Linked DNA regions of Homo sapiens: regions 1 and 3 are each linked to region 2. Evidence: chromatin contacts called from ENCODE Hi-C data. All regions are on one chromosome and are shown on one strand. The core of a region is the stretch at or near the end of the contact, and the rest is flanking DNA. Distances in the headings are between cores, read along the strand shown. Region 1 holds the start of LINC01415 (long intergenic non-protein coding RNA 1415). Region 2 holds the start of LINC03092 (long intergenic non-protein coding RNA 3092). Region 3 holds the start of LINC03069 (long intergenic non-protein coding RNA 3069).

Evidence for each region. A loop is a pair of places that touch in the nucleus more often than their neighbours do. Pooled maps may share reads with other maps.
Region 1: a loop to region 2 is called in a map of ovary, with 2.0 times the contacts of the local background. The contact joins the promoter of LINC01415 here to the promoter of LINC03092 in region 2. A Hi-C loop is called at or near these places in 10 of 168 maps with a recorded cell type or tissue (Right ventricle myocardium inferior, cardiac septum, endothelial cell of umbilical vein and 4 more) and 4 of 50 pooled maps.
Region 3: a loop to region 2 is called in a pooled map, with 2.0 times the contacts of the local background. The contact joins the promoter of LINC03069 here to the promoter of LINC03092 in region 2. A Hi-C loop is called at or near these places in 3 of 168 maps with a recorded cell type or tissue (Right ventricle myocardium inferior, cardiac septum and endothelial cell of umbilical vein) and 6 of 50 pooled maps.

What each region holds. Positions count from the first base shown.
Region 1 is chr18:55,778,486-55,783,248 of GRCh38, reverse strand. It overlaps LINC01415 (long intergenic non-protein coding RNA 1415), which reads left to right and starts at 1,524. Exons shown (of 2, transcript NR_145452.1): 1 at 1,524-2,294; 2 at 3,219-4,763. All of the region lies in intron 2 of LOC105372130 (a long non-coding RNA gene), which reads right to left.
Region 2 is chr18:55,992,679-55,997,712 of GRCh38, reverse strand. It overlaps LINC03092 (long intergenic non-protein coding RNA 3092), which reads right to left and starts at 1,502. Exons shown (of 2, transcript XR_001753454.2): 1 at 1-1,502.
Region 3 is chr18:56,188,699-56,193,559 of GRCh38, reverse strand. LINC03069 (long intergenic non-protein coding RNA 3069) reads left to right here and starts at 2,298. Exons shown (of 9, transcript NR_148972.1): 1 at 2,298-2,796.

The DNA.
Region 1 (4,763 bases), core at 275-2,774, 210 kb after region 2:
GGTGAAGAACTGACAGGAAAGAGGTAAGCCTCACCTATGACAAAATGAATTGTGGATGCTGGATCACTGAAGTAGGAGAGAGGATGGCAGTGCAAATCAGAGAAATGTCATTAAAAAGGGGGGGTGCGTGCACACAGTAAGTTGGGAGAAATAAAAATCAGAGAGTAGAATGAATTTGAGACTATGAACTAGATTAATTAAGATTTATGGTCTTGGCCAGGCGTGGTGGCTCATGCCTGTAATCCCAGCACTCTGGGAGGCTGGGGCAGGTGGTTAACCTGAGTCCATGAGTTCAAGACTAGCCTGGACAACATGGTAAAACCTTGTCTCTACAAAAAAATAAAAATTAAAATTCTAACAATTAGCCAGCTGTGGTGGTGCACAACAGTAAGTCCCAGCTACTCAGGAGGCTGAGGTGGGAGGATCGCTTGATCCTGGGAGGCAGAGGTTGCAGTGAGCCATGATGGCACCACTGCACTCAAGCCTGGGCGACACAGCAATACCCTGCCTGAAAAGAAAAATTAAAAATTAAAAAAAAAACTTATGGTCTTATGAGTGGGCTTTCAGTTCCATTTTTGGCTTTACAAGATTCCCACTCAATCAAAATTACACATACAAAATGGAGTGAAGAAAAGCTTTGCATTTACTTAGGAGGTGAAAGAACCATGATAATGTTGGCCCATCCATTTTAACTATGTTAGTGAACATTAAAGTTTGCTCCTTTAAGTGATTTGCCCATGTGTAGGTAGGGAATGTATTTCACACATCTTTTAGACTCTCCACTGTATGGACCAAGAGCAGGACTGACTGACTACACGTTGATAAATTGTTTCAGGCCACTATACTGGATATACTGAATAGACTGAGTGAAATCTCCCCGACGATCTTCACAGATGACTGGAGTCCACAGAAGTCCCTGACCCCCAGTGTTAAAGAGGCCATTACGAATACAGGTTATTATTAGGATAGGAGATATTGTCTGGAATTAAAGTCACCACCAGTCAAATTGGCTGGTACCAGATTCCTGTGATATCTTTGTGCTGTCAACACATACAAAGAGAAGTGTGTGAAAATTATTCAGTCAAAGAATAACTAGCCTAACAAAGGGAACAATTCTGGACAAAAAGTAATCCCGTTTGATTCCAAGAGTAATCCTGTCCGCAGGACAGCTTGGCAAATCCCCCACTTGAAATTTTGTTTTAGAAACACGTTCTCTGACAAGGCAAGAATTCCTCCTAAGATGACATACAGAATTCAGGCCCGAAGCCTGGAAGTCTTGCTCTGAGGCCCATCAGCATGGAAACAGGCCTTTTTAAAGGAAATAATCCAGATATTTTCTTTTTCCTGATGCCTGTGTAGACGTGTTTCCTTGCAGCTCCTTTCAGTTGGCCTGAATGCGGGAAAGCACCAGGGGGAGCTCACACATCTTCCTTCTTTTTCTCCCCCTCTTACAGAAGGTTGGCTCTTGTATCCTAGCAAAAGGGTGGGTCAAAAACAACAACATGCATGAAATGATTCAGAAAGGTAAACAAAGGCAATTCGTTCTGTAAAAATACTCTAGATTCTTTCTGAGGACTGGGCACTACACTGCTCATAGTGGGCACCTAAAGTCAGCATTCAGCCAACTCAGCGGGCTTTAAGATGGAGACTCTTAAACCTCCTGCATCAAAAAGACATAAGGGAATGTCCCTGAGAAGAGCCTGTGTCTCCTTTGAAGAGAGAGAGAGAGATTGATTCTGCCTCCTTGCAATTCGAACCGGCATTTTCCAGAACACTCCAATTTGAATCACAGTGGAGGGTCATGGGAGGGATTTGGCACAGGGGAGTCTTGGGTCTTTGGTTTTCCACATTGATCAATGGGATTGATTTTTTCTGTTTTTGTTTTTGTTTTAAAAGAAGAGAATTAGTTCCTTTTTCTGTCTCCAGGATTGAAAACATGAAGGCAAAGAAGAGAAACTCACAATATGTCATTAACTTTGGGTTATCAATATTAGTGGAAAGAATCAATGGTGCAAAGAATCCTAAAGGACTAGATAATCCGCATATTCGACTTCCTGATTATGTGTTACTGACACTAACATTTCAGAGTGTGGAGACCCTGCCCCATCTGGGGAGAGGGAGAGACAAAGACCCCCTGCTTCTGGTACTTGATTCACACATAATGCCCTCCATTTACTGCTTTCAAGAAATAACCTGTTTCTAATCTTAAATTTCAATCTACTGATCACAAAATCATAGAGATCTTAGCCTTGAAAGAGACTTCATGAGACCATGTGACCAACTTTCTGACGCAGGTGAGATATCATTGTTTTGCATTTTATTTTATAGAGGAAGTCACTGAGATTCAGAAAGGAAAATTAAAGAGGCCGGGTCTCAGTTGAGTGATTTTTCTCCGTAGATTAAAAAATCCATTCAGTATCCAGTTCCCCTTCCCCACCTACTCCTCCTAATAAGGCTGTGAATAGCGTTTTTTATATCCCAAGTCTAAACTTTGAGCCATTGGCAACCCTTAGGAGGAAAGAGATGAATCACAAGGGATTGTGGAATCATTAGAAATTGAGGTAGCTGAACATCTGGGGGAACGCTCGGCTTGATTCAAAACTCTCATCAAATGTGGTTTTCTCCTGGGTGGGAGGCCGCTGAGCCGCAGGGAAGCTGCGGGGCCAGCTGAGTAGCCGGCGGCCTGTTGGGTCCCCAGTGTCGCGCGACAGCACGACCCGAGACAAGGCACCTGGGGCTGGTGCCAGGCAGAGGCCCCGCGTTGCGTGGCCGGCGGCAACAGCGCCTGGCGGTCGGTTCCGGGCGGGGCTGCAGGCGCCGGGTTCCCGCGGCCGCGAGGCGGGGCTGGAGGGCGCTGCGGGCTGCGCGGAGGCTGCGGGAAGCGCGGGGAGCACGCGGAGCCCGACTAGCAGGGAGATCGCGTCGCGCCGGGCACAGGCACGGGACCCGCGCTCTAGGAGGGCGCAGCGAGAGGCGCACTGCGCACCCAGGGGCTGCGGTCCCGGCCGCCGTGCGGTGACAAGCTGACTCCCCGCCGCCGCCCAGCCAAGTCCGCGCGGGGTGCTGGCGGAGATGTCGCATGGGAGGCTTCTTCAACGAGGTGCAAATCCAAGCCACCTCGCCTGAGTGAATGAAGGGACGGCGCGGGGCGCGGGTGGGGTTCACCGTGACAAAAGCCCAGTACCTGGTTCAAACTTTTTTTTTTTTTTTGCCCGCAGGATTAGAACATCCGACATTAAAATGTCTCAGTGCAGCAGAATTTCCCAGCGACTTCGGTGGCGGGAGAGCAGCACCTCTCAGGCACAGCTGTGCGCATCCCTCGGGCCCCACCGACCGCACCATCTGACCGCGGGAAACGAAATCTGAGCTCAGGAATTTGAACTGCCCCACGCACGTTCGTTCCCGGATAAATCTCCTAGAGGACCGTGATTTTTCCACTTAGAGATTATTTAGGGAGATGTCCTGGATGGGACAAGTAGACAAATGGCGGCCCGAGGAAAATGCAGGAAACTCTACATTGTAGACGCTTAAGCACCAACTGTCTGGGCCCCGGGGCAGGGAACGGGAGACATTATCCACCGGAAACATCACACCCCCGGGGCTCCTGGCATTTTCTACATCAGTGAATGTGCCAGCGAAGAAGAGTGTGGGGAAATTTTCTGAACATAGAATTCATATTCCTGAAACGTTAAGTCGTGAAGTGGGTGCTTCAGCTGTCCCCCAGCTTTAGGATTTTAACCCAGCTTTGGTTTTGATCACCGAGAGTTATTCCTTATAATCAAATCAGCAAAAGCGTTCAATTACCTATTACTGGTTGAGAAAGATTCCGTTCCCCCAGCTCATTGTATCGGTTCTTGGACCCAAGATGTTAATTATCGGCCAGGCATTCACAGGGGGTTAATATGGCCCCCCTCGACACCTTGCCTCGTACCAGAGACACCAAAAGCTGCCGCTGAGGGATAATAGAGAATGGGAAAAGCTGGTCATGAAAAACCTCTTTTATTCTTACTTGCAAGCTACCCTTTTGACATTCTTTTTTTAACACTAAATGGAGATTACTGAATTGATAACTTTTGGGTTTTCTCTGTCACACTGGGGTTTTTTTCCCCCCGTTTGTTTGTAAGGTTTTTTTGGTTTTGGTTTTGGTTTTGGGGGGAGGGGAAGGGGGAAGTGGATAGGGAGATGGAAGAGTGTTCTGTTACTGGTTTTATCAAATCCTGTTAGGTCTTGTTCTTCAGTGTAATGTAGAATGGAGAAGTTGCATAAGTACATGATTGACAAACAAGGTCTCTTAGAAGAGAGTTAAGGAGTAGGAAATATAATGTGTCCTGGAGAAAAAGAAAGAGAAAACCCTTAGTATGACACACTGGCCTTTAAATAGAGGACACATGAATATGCAAAGGAGAGGCACGTGTGAAATAAGGTGTGCCTTGCTGAGCCCTCCCGCCCCCACCCCCCATGTATCAAGAACTTTACTTACATTATCTCATCTAATTCTACCCACAACCCAAGAGGAAGGGCGATACTTTTAATTCGGGTTTTTACAGACAAGAAATTTGTATCTCAGAGGCCCAAAGTAAATTGCCTGAGGGCATATAGCTACTTAGGACAGAATTAGAATTGATTAAAGAGTCAAAAATTCTTTGAGAATTAATGTTTTAAACTCTCGATTAGTTACCAAGGGAATCTGAGAAATTAATTAACTTTTGGGGGGATCTTTAGATTAGTGGGGAAATTATGTTAAGCCCAAAGAAAGACAAGCC
Region 2 (5,034 bases), core at 253-2,752:
TGAGGCCGTTGTTTCCTTGCCTTTTAAGATCTCATCCCAGGAGGGATTCTTCTCACTTTCTTTCAGTCCTGAACTCAGAGGATTGTGCTGCTTAGGGAAGCCACCTCATTAGGACAACTCATTTTCCCTTCTCTCTAGTAGAGGTTACTGCCACAAGCTGAACACAGTGAAAAATAAACTGTGAACTTGAAGAGGGAGGAGGGAAGGTGGAGGTGTTTATCTCAAGCTTAAGAGAAGTTCTGCAAAAGGCGTTTTTTAGTTTGCCCAGTTTCATTTCTTTAATCCCTGGTTTCTCTGTGGTTTTGCTGTATGCTTGCCCAGACACGTCACATGCACCAGCCTTATAACTAGAAAAGTCTCTGGCCTCACAAGAAGAGGGAGATCTCCCTGAAAATAATCTCCGAAGGGTTGGTCTGGAGCAGGAAATGAGAGTGAAAGGCACATCTGTAGGAGGGGTTCCGCTTGCTCACACTCGGAATGTGCTCGCCCTCTCCTCCTCTCTTTGATGACAGGAAGTGCACATACTCCAAGCTCCATTTCCTCAATGTCCCAGGTGAAATTATCCCCGGAGAGAGGGATAACCCTAACTATTAAAAAGATGTATGCTTGATTCAATGTTCCAAATAATATTCAGCACAAACGAATCTCTGGACACCTAAGCTGTAATAGACCATGAGATTTGGAAGAGGATGAGGAAGAGTACTATCCAAGGAACCGGCTATCATCACAAATTCTGCAGACTCAGACACCTCTCGACAGCATGTCTCCAACAACCCCGCCCCCCATTCAGAGCCACTCTTCCGGAAATCAACTCACAGTTCACCTCCTGTCTAAATTCTGGTGTAGAAATGGAAACCTCTTGTAAGATGTCATAGATATTTTGGCTGAATCATCAGCAGAAGTTCTTGTCCATCCCTTAGACTTAGGATGGCCTGGTTAGTATGGTTTGATGGGACAAAGCTTGAATACCATGACCAGAAGCATTTCTGTGTTCTCCTGTCTAAGGTGAGTAGGATCCCTAGTATGTTACCCCCTCAGTTTTACTCAAGTGATTTGAAATCCAAGTGGATGATGTGGGTGGCTTTATGGATGTAAAGCAGCTACAATTGAGAGACTCTCGAGAAAGGTGGGTGGTAGTTGTGGAAATTCAGTCCAACAGGTGATCTAGGGATAAGGGACTCAAAACTATGATATTGTCCCTGTCCTTGAGATATTAACTATTCAGTAGGTGGGGCAGACAAATAAACAAACAATTACAGTAGAGTGTGACGCACACATTGGTCCGAGCAAAGTAGATAAGCACTAAAATGAAGAGGAGGTTAATTCTTTCCTGAGATGACAGGGTCAGGGAAGACAGACCAGAGGAGGTGACTCTATGAAGCAGGAATAATTGTTACTCTCATTTGAAAGAGGTAAGTGCCAGAGCGGGTGGCTCACACCTGTAATCCCAGAACTTTGGGAGGCTGAGGCAGGAAGATCACTTGAGGCCAGGATTTCCAGACCAAACTGGGTAATATAGTGAGACCATATCACTACAAAAAATTTTATAAGTTTATCCAGGCATGGAAGCATGCACCTGTAGTCTTAGCTACTCAGGAGCTGAGGCAAGAGGATCTCTTGAGTCTGGGAAATCGAGTCTGCAGTGAGCTATAATCATGCAATTGCATTCCAGCCTGGGTGACAGAATGAGACCCTATCTCAAAAAAACAAAACAAACAACAACAGAAAAAAAACTGAGACAGAAACTGTGGCTCAGCAAGATTGAATAATTTCCCTAAGTAATGCAACTATTAATTGCATTGTGGCTTCCCCAGGTGTGGGACTGAGTGGTGGTAGGAGAGAAAATTAAGTCAGGTTTCTGAGGGGTGCAGGCTGGGGCTAGTCAAAAAAGGATCAAGTCAGCCTTTACATCCCGATGACAGCAGGAAGAAGCTTAAAATCCCAAAAAGGGCAGCTTGCATGCAAGCAGTGGGGATTGTTGCCTTTATGGCATGAATACATACAACAAATTTTGTTTAAAATTTCTTTACCAAGGTCTATAGGGGCTTTATTCTACTGTCAGTGGTAAATTTTTTAATATGATACAGTCAACATCCTGGAAATGTTAACTCGCATCATCATTATCATGATTGTAAGGGTATTGGATTATGTTCTAAGAAAGAAAACACTGATCATGCGAAGGGTCAGAGAGTAAAGGAAGGTACATACTACACTATGGACTCATGAGGAGAAAGCCATAAGTGGGAAAAGGTCCCAGTACCAGCTTAAACATTTTGCCTCTTTTAAGAGGTACAAATGGTCTAGAAGGGTAAGGAGTATCTTCCCAAAGTTCTTACTCCCATCTTAATGTCCACAAATGAGATATTTATCAAGCACCCAGGGCAGCCCTCAAGCAGCATGAACAAGAAAGTGACCTCTGGAGTCAGATGTCTCAGTTCAAATCCTGGCTCTGTCACTTAGCAACTGTGTAACTTGGGGAAACTTCCTAAGCAATCTGCACCTTCATTTTACAAAATGAAAATAAAAATAACAGTAGCTTACCTGATAAGGTAAGTATGAGTTAAAATGAATAACTTAATATGTTAAATTAAATATATGAGGCAACTATGCAGCCATTATTTTCATGGCTGAGTGAAAAAGCATGCAAGTGCTAAGAAATCATTATAATTAGGGTTATTCATATGTGTTAGACAACAAAACAAAACATAATCCCTACTCATAATCTAATAGGAGCAAAAGGCAGTTATGGAGATAAGTGCAATGGAGGCATAGATGAAGGTGAGATGGGAAATGCATTTGGGAAGAACTAATAGTCAAAGAGTTTTTAAGAAACTAGAAAAAATAGTACAGGAGGGGGGCATCCTAGTAAAAGCAAACTGCTCAAAAGCAAGGAGGCATGATACCACCTGGTGCATTTGGTGGCTGCTAGTAATTAAAGATGGCAGGGGAACAGAATGGGAGGGAGGTGAACTGGAAGCATAGATGGGAGCTACATCACATGGTGCCTTAAATGCCAAGTCAGAGTCCAGATCACATGCCGAACACACGAAGGACTCAAAACTGGACTTTGAGAAGGAAGTGACACGATAAGACCTATATTCTTACAAGATCACTGAAAGAATTGTGGAATATGAGTTGGAAGGGGCTGAGATTATCAAGCAGCGAGACCTGTTTAGGAGCCTGTATTAGGAATTCAGAGACGAAAGAATGAATGAATAAGATGAGGTGTTGAGGATGTAGCAAAATATGTATATATATATATATATATATATATGAGAAATGAAATAGAAGGATGGGGATTGGTAAGTGATTAGATGGGAAGTATAAAGGGAAAGGAGTAGATAGGAAAGATGCTCAAGTTTCAGGTTTGGGCACATGAATGTGTAGTGGTGCATTCCCAGACACGAAATAAGAGGATCTGGAATGGGGGCAGGGAGAGAAAGTGTTCAAAACTGAAGTTCTGTTTTCAGCTCAATTTGCTTTAGGATAAGTGAATATGTGGGTTGATTGTATATAATGTATGTAATGATTATGCAAATCTTTGCAAATAGCTCAGATCATCCATTCATAACATAAGGCACATCAAAACCAATTCTACTCCCTACTACTCCCCAATGGTAGTAAGAGCATTGCACTGGCAACGTGACCTAGTGAAGTTTGGAAAGTCTAAAACAGTGGACTGATCCATTGTATTTCTGGAATATAAAGGAAAGCAGCTGGAACTCTGGATGAAAGCTGTAATTGGATTCACAGGCCTTCACAGCAGAAAGCGCATCTCAACACCAAGCGCAGTGGTCTGGGAAATATGAGGCAGGGAGTAACTTGACTCAAAGGGGCAAGAAAGAAGTGGACATCCCAGGAGAATTGCCCTACTTGGAGTACCAAGCCTGCCTACCTGTAAAAATGGGAAAAGTGGCAAATTATCTCAGCCTAGACTAGCAATGCCAGGCCCACTCAGGAGAAGCAGGACTGGAGAACCACTCTATGTGGCAGCAAGGCAAGCCAATCATAATCCTGAAAGACAAAATTCCAAATGCCATAATCACGAATGCTGAAACCCTAAAAGAAAATCTTGAAAATATATAATTCTGGAAAAAATCATTAAAAATTATTTAAAATGGCCAGGCACGCTGGCTCATGCCTGTAATCCCGGCACTTTGGGAAGCCGAAGCAGGCAGATCGCCCGAAGTCAGGAGTTCAAGACCAGACTGCTCAACATGGCAAAACCCCATCTCTACTAAAAATACAAAAATTAGCCAGGCATGGTGGTGGGCACCTGTAATCCCAGCTATTCGGGAGGTTGAGGTATGAGAATCACTTGAACTGGGAGGCAGAGGTTGCAGTGAACCTAGACCATGCCACTGCACTCCAGCCTGGGGGATAGAGCAAGATTCTGTCTCAAAAAAAAAAGTTTCTTTAAAACGTATTTATTTACATTTTAAAGGAGGACTTATCTGAGAAACATATAAAAACAGGACAGAACATTCATAGGCCACTTTACAGAATAAAAGAGGCAATGGCAACATACATATTTTGCAAGCAGGAGCAGTCAGGTGCACTAACGACAATGGCATGGGTATAACAGTTGTGGGCAGATGAACAGATGAACCGTATTCATAAAGACATTGGTCAAAAAGGGAAATGTGTTATCACCTATCACTATGGTTGGTAATTGTGTGCACCCAACTTAATACTGCCATCATCTGCAATATGGTGACAAACCACTTAAGTCTTTTAATGAAATTGATCAGAAACTGGATGGGTCACCACTACATATGCAGTCACCCAAAGAGTCCAGATCACGAGCCTTTCACAAATGCAGATGTACAAAAAGGACATCTCTTCATTTATTAAGGAAGTCTCAGCATTTTTATATACATGCACAATACTTGAACACAAAGTCAACATTATCATAATGCACTTTGGTGGAGCCAAATTTGTTAAAAATTCATAAAATGAATCTGAGCTCTCTAAAATTCTTTACACAATTTATACCTCCAGTATTGTAAGTAATATGAAGATGAAATACAAAGC
Region 3 (4,861 bases), core at 1,049-3,548, 200 kb before region 2:
ATGCATACCTAAAGAATTAAAATCAGGGTTTCAAAGAGATATTTGAATGCCTGTGTTTGTTGCAACACTATTAACAATAGCCAAGAGGTATAAGGAACCCATTTATATCCATTGATGCATAGAGGATGTGTTAACCTGTTCTTGTGTTGCTGTAAAGAAATACCTGAGACTGGGTACTCTATAAAGAAAAGAGGTTTAATTGGCTCGTGGTTCTGCAGGCTGTACGAGTATGGCACCAACATCTGCTTGGCTTCTGGTGAGGGCCTCAGGAAGCATACAATCATGGCAGAAGGCCAGTTGGGGAGTAAGCATGTCACATGGCAAGAGCAGGAGCAATAAAGGGAGGTGCCACACTCTTTTAAACAATCAGATCTCATGTGAACTCAGAGTGAGAACTCACTCATTGTCACGAGAACACACCAAGACATTCATGAGGGATTCACCCTCATAACCCAAACACCTTACGCTGGGCCCCATCTTCAACATTGGCGATTACATTTTAACATGAGATTTGAAAGGGACACACATCCAAACAATATCAATGGATAATCAAAAAGTCGTATATACATACAATGGAATACCATTTAGCTTCGAGAAAGGAAGGATATTCTGACAAATGTTACAACATAGATTAACCTTGAGGACATTATGCTAAGTGAAATAAACCAGTCACACACAAAAAAATATGGTATGACTCTACCTATATGAAGTACCTAAAATAGAAAAATTCATAAAGAGAAATTAGAATGGTGGTTACTAGAGGCTAGGGGGAGGCAGGGAATGGTGAATTGTTTGATGGTACAGAGTTTCAGCTTTTCAAGATAAAGAGTTCTGGAACTTGCTTGCACAAAAATGTGAACATACTTAACACTACTGAAGTATATATCTGATAAGATATACTGAATTATATATCTGATAACACATACTGAACACTATTTAAGTGTACAGTTAAGTACACTTAAAATGGTTAAGATAATAAATTTTATGTGTTTTTAAAGTCATAATTAAAAATTTAAAAATTAAGGCAAGTGATTTTTAATCCCCTTCTCTGTTTCAGATATGGTATTAATTTTAGCAGAGAGGAAGAAAGAAATATCTAGTAACTCCCAGGAAAATAGGCTCCCTGGATGCATAATCCAGAGATTATATATCAATGTGGTTGCACTTTGTGGCTGAATTTAGAAAACTCTAGCCTATAAAATTATAGTTGGTTACTAACATTTGGTCATCAATGAAATGACCGGAACAAAGGCTCTAATGACTAGGTTATCAGGAAACTTATCTGAATTCTCCATTGTGCTCTCAATGTGGACATACTTTTTATAATCAAAGTACCCATCAGCTAGAGCTGGAGAAGATCTGGGCTCTCTCACTGGTGCCACTGCTGATGGCATGTGTGGCTGGGCATTCTCAGCCTGTGTTCCTCGTTTACAAACAAAGATGGCCAGCTCATCCACATTGCTTGTGTTTCCTCATGGCATAATTTACTCCTTCCTGCTGCACAGGGAAATGTTTCTCTGTATGTGTTTAGTGGTATTGATTTCTATTTTTTACTCTATACCTGCTTTCTAAATTGTAACTATTAAAACATTTTTAAATTGTGGAATTAATAAAACTCTATTACTAATGTTCCAAAGAGAGCACAAGCCAGATATTTCAATTGAAGGAATTTAATAAAAGTAATTCACTATAGAGTTGCTGGAGGGGCTGAAAATAGGTGAGGTGCTGCTACTCTTAGGGTCATAAAGGGAAAAGATGGGAGTCCAGATTGACTAACAGGTGGGAGCTAGAACTACGAAGAAAGTCTGGTGGGAGCTGGGACCACGACATGGGCTGCAACTACGATGGAGCTGTTGGAGGTACTACGTGAGGGATGAGGAGGTGGGCCGCTCTCCCCTCCCACCCTCCAGTTTCCACCAGTGCTGCCCATTGATTTAACCTTAATGGAAGCCAGTGAGCAAGAGCATCTGGGAATTATAACTTGTAGAGATTAGCTCTCTACAGAGCAGAACGAGGGAAGGAAGTGTGAATGGATCTGACAGCCAACAGGCAAATGACCAGTACAAACAGCAAACTTCAAAACCATATATTTATTTATCAGGATTACAATTAGGTATGCCACCTCCCCTATAGATAAGTAACTACCTGGGACCAGGGATAGAGATAATTTGAAAGAGTCTTTGGCAAATAATTAATCTGAGTGTACTTAGACCCGCACTTCTTCACACAAGCAGATTAATTGTTTTTTAGTGAAGTATTCAAATGCAGAAACACTAAGGACTTAGAAACCAAAAATTAATTAGCGTGGGAGGAAGAGACAGTGAAGCAGCCCCTTAAAAATGGTCTTTCGGGTGGAAACACTTTATTTGGGAAGCAAAGTGCAAGATTCAGCAATAGAAACCACTCAGTGTCCTTGGTGAATGATTTGATCCTGGCCATCAGAACCTTTACTTCAGCCAGCAATAAACTCTTAGAAACAGAAGCTTCGAGGTATGTACTCCTGTTCTGCACGAACAAGTTTTCTGGTTGAACATGCTGAACCTCTTAAAAAATTCAGAACAAGTTTTCTCAGAGTTTACAAAGGGATTTCAATCACATGAAGAGAGGAAAACACACTGAGTCGTAACAGTGACATCAAAATACTTTTGAAGTTGACTGAAAATGTGGTTGCTTTTGTTTGAGAATGGCAAATTAAAGAATTGGATATTGGGTTCTTATCTCAGAAGAAACAAAGGAGGAGACCCTGAAAAACTGAACATGAAGAGGAAGAAGTGGAGTTATGCAACTCTTCATAAGGTTGGTGAAAATTGTTAAATCTTTGTGAGTGGTTCTACAGAAACTGCCTGAGTTGAATGGTATGGGAAACTTCTAGTCTAATGGATCTCCTATCTTGATGTCCTTGACTCCCAGCTCATCAGAGGCTTTAGTTTTCCTCTTTTTAATTTGCCTCTTAATGTTAGAGTTTAGCTGTAAAGATAAAATGTCTAAGTTCCTTGTAGTAAGATTTCTAAGGAATAACACCAGTACTACAAGTAATGCCTCCCTCTTGGGGGTGGTGGGGCATGTGTGTTTGTGTATTGGTGATAGCTATAAAATAGAAATAGAACTTAGGAATTTTTTCCAGAAGTGCCCCACTGTTAGACTGTTCAGCCCCATACAGGCTGCTGCTGGAACCCCAAGTGATGTCTTATTAAGTCTTAGATCAACGGCAACTGGCAAGATACCTGGAAAAGCATTTCAGCATTAAAACAGTTTTAGGTCAAATGAGGCCTGGGGAACTGCAGCTTAATTTGATCCATTGCAGCAAAGAAACAACTAAAGGCTTTTAGGTATTTGGTGGCACAGGTCCCACCAGAAAGTAATATTCAGCACTCTGGGTCAATTCAATATTTAATTATATCAGTTAAGAAGGGAACTAATCAAATACAGGCTTTGTGCAAACGCTCTTTCTATATTTAACTCTACATGCCATGAACCTGCTAGAGAGGAAAATTTGAGTTTAATAATATTTAAAAGCTCTTTAAAAGAAGCACCGTCTATCCCTTTATAGGGGCTTGCGTTTTAAAAAATAGAAAATCTATCTCTTCGGGGCTTAGTGGGAGTTAAGCCGCCTGAGAACTGGACAGTTACTCAGGAGATACTATGTGGAGATGAGAATGGTAGCTCTGTCACTAAATTAGAAGGAGCTGAGGCTCACAGGTACACACGCAGTGCTCCTTGTACCCATCCACGCCATTAGCGAGGCAACGTGGGAGAAACGCGTCTATTGTAATTCGTTCTGAGCATGCGCACGGCGTGAGCATGCGCAGCACTGTCAGAACGCAGGCCCTTTCTCGCTTCTTTTCCACCTTTGAGACTGCGCCTCTGGGTGCTGGTTGTAACCTGACTGTCTTCGCAGGAGGAGAGGAATGCAGTTCCCTAGGGACGCTCCCCGTTTCTTGATTCCCTTTAGGTATATTTATTCCTGCTTAATCCTCACGTCAAATCTGCAAAATACTTGATGAACCTTGAACTTTTTTTTTTTTTTTTAATTCCCAGAGAGGCAAAACCTTATCAGTCTGTTGGAATATCGCTGCAAAACCATGTTTTGAACGGGTGTGTTCTGTCAGACTGATTGGAGGTTTCTGGCTGGAATGTTTAATTATCACCTAATTAAGACAGGCTTTCGTTAGTCTCTTTTTTGTATGCCTTGAGATTGCCAGCGGCAGGGTAAGCTTTACTTGACTGACAGCTGTCAGTGGCCCATATGGAAATGACAAATAATGTGACAGGATGAAGATAAAAGGTTTCACCTCGACACTGACCTGTGCCAGGACTCCTTTTCTCCACTCCAGGCTTTTAAGGCAGATGCCATGGCTATGTGCTGTGTTAACTTGGCTGTTAGAAGGTTGCGTGCTGGACAATGACTGCAGTGACCCATCAGGCCATGCATCGTAATTCAGATGTTAAGCTGTCTGGGTTGACGGATCACTTCACTGGATGATCTACTGCTCTGCCCTCAACCACTCAGATGGTCAGAAACAATTGATTCCATTCAGAGGAGCCTAACCAATGCCTTCTCAAGCCACATCTAGTGTATTGAAGATGTTAAAGATAACAGCTCCATAGGCTCTTCTTTTGTAAATCTGGTGTACGAGGTCAAATGGGGTTTTCACAGGCCCCAGGAGGGACAAATCCTCGATTCAAATTTCTTTCTTATTTCATTCATCCTGCCCAGCACTCCAAACCTTTTTTTTTTTTTTTTTTTTTTGAAACATCAGCTTTTGCCACATTAATCACCTACTTGGAGGCTGCCGGAAGAGTGCTCATTGCTGGCTGTAGAATTCAACTCAGAGTTCAAGGCTGCCCAGGCACCGTCATC